Linked DNA regions of Homo sapiens: region 1 is linked to region 2. A link is an interaction called in ENCODE POLR2A ChIA-PET data of the cell type or tissue named here. Cell type or tissue: endothelial cell of umbilical vein. All regions are shown on one strand. Links, peaks and the distances in the headings refer to the core of each region. The heading gives the core; the rest is flanking DNA.

The links. ChIA-PET counts read pairs that join two places held together with the same protein. Peaks named below come from ENCODE experiments on the same cell type or tissue, not always from the same donor. Only the 100,000 strongest peaks of a DNase experiment are listed, where the experiment ranks them.
Region 1: POLR2A ChIA-PET joins it to region 2 with 5 read pairs; 2 of 35 experiments call an interaction of 5 or more read pairs at or near these places.

The regions. Positions count from the first base shown.
Region 1 is chr2:186,853,170-186,856,095 of GRCh38, forward strand. No RefSeq gene overlaps it. Among named protein-coding and RNA genes, the nearest start is that of ZSWIM2, 5.5 kb to the left of the region's middle. In endothelial cell of umbilical vein, for the core only: no CTCF peak of the experiment used is centred there; a DNase peak (open chromatin) is centred at 1,092; H3K27ac peaks cover 712 bases.
Region 2 is chr2:187,417,869-187,420,794 of GRCh38, forward strand. All of the region lies in intron 1 of CALCRL (calcitonin receptor like receptor), which reads right to left. The region is part of intron 2 of CALCRL-AS1 (CALCRL and TFPI antisense RNA 1); the gene reads left to right. Among named protein-coding and RNA genes, the nearest start is that of CALCRL, 29 kb to the right of the region's middle. In endothelial cell of umbilical vein, for the core only: no CTCF peak of the experiment used is centred there; no DNase peak of the experiment used is centred there.

The DNA.
Region 1 (2,926 bases), core at 100-2,599, 560 kb before region 2:
GTGTAATATGAATAAATATATAACCCACTATGAGTGTGACTGGGACTTTAAGATGCCAGAATAAGTAGATAATGTTAGTTTCTCCCCCATTGACTAGCCTAAAAAAAGTCAGGTTTCAACCTCTGACAATGAAGAGAACTAAAGAGGGCTGAGGTAGGCAGAATTTTCAGAATGACCCCAGTGACCCCAATGACCCTTACCCTTGTATAATTTCTTCCTCTGTGAATATGTAGTGTTATGTGACAAAAGAGATTTTGCAGGTATAATTGTGGTTACTAATCATTTGATTTTGAGTTAATTAAAAGGGAGATAACTATGGTTGGCCTCATCTTATCTCATAAACTCTTTAAAGGCAGTTTTCTCTGGCTGGTGACAGAAGGAGAAGTCAGAATGGAAGCAATTTTTTTTTTTTTTTGGCCAGCTTTGAAGATGGAAGGGGCCATGTGACAAGGAATTCTGTGGCCTCTGGAAGAAGAAAGTGGCCTCTGGCTGACCACCAGCAAGGAAATGGAGTCCTTAGACCTTGAGCAGCAAAGGACTGGATTTTTGGCAGCAACTTGAATGGGCTTGAAAGCAGATTCTTCTGCAGAGCTTCCAGAGAAGAGCACAGTCTGGATAACACATTGATTTCAACCTTGTGAGACAGTGAGCAGAGAGCCTAGCTGAGACTGCCTGTACTTCTGACCTATATATCTGTAAACTGGTAAATGGATATTGTTTTAAGTCACTAAATTTGTGATAATTTCTTTTGCAGCAATAGAAAAAGAATATGGGGCCACTGGCAAATTAACAGTTTCAACAACCTACTAGAAGAACAAATATGGGTGGAAGAATGCTGACTGATGAAATGAGGAGTAATTGATGGCAAGAACATGGAACAGATTACTTCTCATCTGCCAGCATTGGGTTGGACAATAGAATCACTTTAGCTAGTTTTACTTACAAAGGAATTTACTATAGGATATATGTTAGCTTGTAGGCTGACTAGAAGGGCCCAGAATCAAGCTTTAATTCCACCCTAAAGTGAGGCATTCAGGAAACTTGTTCACTTATACCATGAGATTTTTCCAGTGGAAATTCCTCTGAGTCATTCAAAAAGCTAGGGACTAAACATTGTACCTTTATTCTCATTGTTGCAGTGAAAACAAAGGACTTCATAACTGTGATTGCTAGTTGGGCTGCGTGGTCTCAAGAACTTTATTATTGCCTTTTAAGTCCTGGCAGAAGACAGTCAAGTATTTATAATCTAAAAGTTAAAAAAATCTGGAGAACATAGAAAGGTGGTAGAAAAAAATTGGAGAGTTACCAAAATGGATAAGGGGGCAGGAGAATTCAAACAATTTGACAAGCCGAAAGACCAAGATATTAAAAAGACAATCAGAATAAGAAGGGTTTTTTTGTTGTTCTAGAAATGATTTTTTAATTAAGAAACTCAACAGAAATTTTGAAAGATAAAGTCAATTATCTAGATGTAGAGCAAAAAGAAAAAAGATGGAAAATATTAAAAAGAAAGAAAGAGGGCTAAGCTAAAATGTACAAATTTAGACCATTATGATTTTCAAAAGGCAGAGTGAAGGGAAGGAAATTATCAAAGATGATAATAGAAAAAATTTCCTAGGATAATTGGGAGAACTATATCTTCAAATAAAAAGGGCTTGTCAAATGCTGAGCAGTACAAATGGATAATGATTCATACCTAGATATGTGGCTGAGAAATTTTGAAATGTTGAAAATAAAGAGAAAAACCTAGCCATTTACAAAATGAAAAAAAGATACAAATGGGCAAAAACAAGATAAGAATTAGAGTCTTTATTTGCATCAGGGATCCTAAATGACTTGGAAAAGTTCTGAGGGAAAATGATACTGACACTAGAATTTTATGTCTAGCTATGTTATCAAACAAATGTAAGGACAAAATCAAGTCATTTTCAGACATATAGGATTCAGAAAGCTTATCCCCCATTCATGAATAATGAGTAAAGCACAGGGATATATGTGAGAAAAACCAGGAATGTATAATTTTATGTTTAAATGGTTCTTATTATCACCAGCTCTTCTTTTTATATCATAGCTTCTCCATTCTCTTTATTTAGCAGATTCATCTCTTGGTTGGTTTGAATGACTTCTTGAATAATTTTTTGCGGAGAAAGCATGAGCAGTATACTTTTTGTCTTGAATAACCTAAATTATTTAAAATTGCTTTCACACGTAAATGACCATTTGGCTGGTTATGCAATACTTGGATTAAAATCTTTCTCCTACAACTGTAAAGATATTGCTATATTTTTGCAAGTGAACCATAATATATAGGGTATAAATCTGACACCGGCCAAATTTTTTAACCTTTATGTATTGATAGCATGTTTCTTCCTGGAAGATTTTAAATTCGTCGTTTTTAAGACTTCAACCAAGATAATTTCATAAGTTGTGTTTCACTGATTTTTTCTGCTATGTCATCAACTGACTTTTTTATTCTGTGACGTTATTGATTATTGCTTCTGTTCTATTGCTTCAGATTCTTTTTAAGGAACCCAAATTATCTTGTACTTTGTTCCTATTTTATTTGCTTGTTTTTAGTTAGTCTTATCTATTGTTTTATTCTTCCTCATTTTTTTTCTCAATCTTCTGCTTTCTGGGAGAGCTTTTCATGTTTTTCCTCTTTATCCTGATGCATTGAAAATTATGTCATTTGCATATTTATTTTAGAACACTAAAAATTATCGTTCTTTTGCTATCTTTGCCTGTCGCTCATGCAGTTTTAAAAAATCTCAGCCACTTGTTTAATTGCAGATAGTTATTATATAACATTTTTAACTTTTTTATAGAGGCTATGTTTTAGCTAATTTTACTAATCATATAAAACAGATGTTATTAAATATAATATCTTTTTAAAAAGCACATGCTTTCTCTACCTCTTGAGTGGTAT
Region 2 (2,926 bases), core at 175-2,674:
AGTTACTTGTTAATGTAACAGTTTATACAATAAAAAGTAACCCACAGTATAGGATTTTTCACATTTACAAAGTGTCAAGTGTTTACTTCTTCATCAATATCGCCTACATTTTCATTATTTAACATCTTTGCCCAATTCCCACTGTAACCAAGTGTATTTCCATGCAGTCAAGTTACTACCCAGCTTAGTTTGAGGTTAAATGTAAAAAGCTTTGACGTTTTCTGTTCTCAGAGTCCTCCTGCAGAAGCCTTTGTTCTGACCTTTCACCCACACCCCCAGGACTTCTATTCACTAAAAATGTGGAATTATCCATGCTAATCCTGGAATTCTGGTCATTAAAAGAAAAAAAATTGTGTATATCATTCTCTGCATCAATTTCAAAAGTTATTCTTCACACCTATATTTAGAGATGCAGCTGAAGCTTAAAAATATTCAATTGGGCATATAATTTTATAAAAATAGAGCGTTCTAAAAAGAATTGAGAATCATGTAAAATTTAACCTGTTTTTACTGGATCTATAAGTCAATATAAAATATTTATTTTTCTGTGTACATTCCCATATCTACTTAATGACACTGTATCATGTTGATTTTGTCTTTTTTCTTTCATTAGCCTATATATTCTTCATGAGAGTAAATAAAACTAATCGTGTCTTAAATATCGACTTCTATTGTTATTTTGAATCTTCCTAAGGGTATAGGTCAAGGTTTATTCATTCTTACCTTACCTTCTGTTTTAGCATTTAAGACAGCTCATAGTAGACATTGGAAGATTGGTTAAATTGCTATTTAAATGACCTAGAATACAATTGTTTAAGTAATTTACCAACCTTTGCAAAGCTGAATTATATTTGTGTATTCTGTCAATATTACATAATATTAAGGTTCTGAGATGTGTTCTTTATCTTTATTCAGCTTTTCCTATATTCTAGAAAATTTCACCTTCTTCATAATAATTTCTTAGAAACTTGTGTTTTTTTTTCTTTTTTTCTTTTTTTTTTTTTTTTAGATGGAGTCTTGCTCTGTCACCAGGCTGGGGTGCAGTGGCGTGATCTCGGCTCACTGCAACCTCCGCCTCCCAGGTTCGAGCTATTTCCCCTGCCTCAGCCTCCCAAGTAGGTGGGATTACAGGCACGCACCACCACGTCTGGCTAATTTTTTTTTTTTTTTTTTTTTTTTGGTATTTTAGTAGAGACGGGTTTCACCATGTTGGCCAGGATGGTCTCAATCTCCTGACCTCATGATCCACCCGCCTCGGACTTCCAAAGTGCTGGGATTACAGGCATGAGCCACCAGGCCCTGCTGATACTATGGACTAAATTGTGTCTGCCCCCAAATTATATATTTAAGTTCTAACCCTCAATCTGGTTATATTTGGGCATGACACCTTTAAAAAGTGATTACGGTTAATGAAGTAATAAATGCGTATCCCTAATCTAATATGACTGATGTCTTCCCAAGAAGAGGAAGAGATGTCAGGGATATGCAAACACCCCTGTGAGGATGCAATAAGAAGGTGACCCTCTGCAAACAGAGAAGAGAGGCCTGAGGAGAATCCACACCTGCCAACACCTTGATCTTGGACTTCCAGTTTCCAGAACTGTTACAAAATAAATTTCAGTTGTCTAACCTTCTAGTCTATGGCTTTCATTATGGCAGCCCTTGCAAATTAATACAGTTAGCTTGGGCCAGCTCACAGAACTTAACACCAAAGTGAAAGCTGGCAAAAATTTCGAAAATTTTATAAGTGGAATTTTTTAAATTATCTAATTTTAAACACTTCCTTATTATTGAGTAGGCCATTTCATTTTTTTCAAAGATAAAAACAAAGAAATATATTTTAATTTGCAGAAGAGCAACTTATGTTAACTGAAGAAAATGCTTACTGAATATGAAGTTAAAGTAAAATGTGTTAAAAGAGCCTCCCTTAAATTATTTTAGCTAGAAGCATAAATCTGTCTCTAAACATTCTGTGATAGCAAAATGAATATAAATAGCATATTATGCCATTATAAATAGCAGTTTTAAGTGATATGATTAATAACTGTTAGTTCTGGAGTCATATGCTAATCTTTGTGGAAGCAGAAGCTGGCTCATATACTGACAACCTCTGTTTGCCCTACTAATAATTCAACCCCTAGTTGCTATTGTCACATTGAACTACAAATTCCTAACAGAAATTACTCCAAAACCTAGGAAATGAAACAGATGCTAACATTTCAAGAAAGCCTTCAGGACAAGAACATTAAAAAATCATTTTCATGTAGTGCTTGAAGTAAATCAAATCTGCTGGTATTTCATGTGCTTAAGCGATCACAGCTTTCCCAGCCAGTGAGTATCTTTAAAAGAGAGGTTTCTGTCTTTCATATCAAGTATTATTTTGATTAAAATAATCATTTAATGAACTAGATCTGGAAGAAGTCAAAGGTCTTTTATAAGATTATGACATAATAATATCTTAGAAAAATCTCTTATTTACTGAACCACTATTTATTTTCAAAGAATAGGAAAAACATTATGATAAAGCTCATCGAAGGTATAACTTATATAGGCTAATAGTTATACTTAGATTTCTTCTTCTTTGATTTTTTTTTCAAAAGAAAAAAATTTTTTTTAAGTTTTTTAAAAGAATGCATTAAAACCAGTTATAAATTCTTGTCCACTACTGCCAGGAAAAACAATAAATCAGTAGGGCCTCATGCAACTTATTTGGAAGTCCAAAATTGATGGTAAATATTATAATATGAATTTACATTTCAGAAAAATATATGTTCAAGTGCATTGTGAGTGAAAAAATAATAATTTTGAAATATGCATGTAAGAGATGTACTCTTCTGAGAGTAGAGGTGTAGGGAACACTAGGTTCAGAACAGAGGAAGAAAGAGTAAATTTTTAATATCTAGTCTTGGTTTATTGATACACAAAT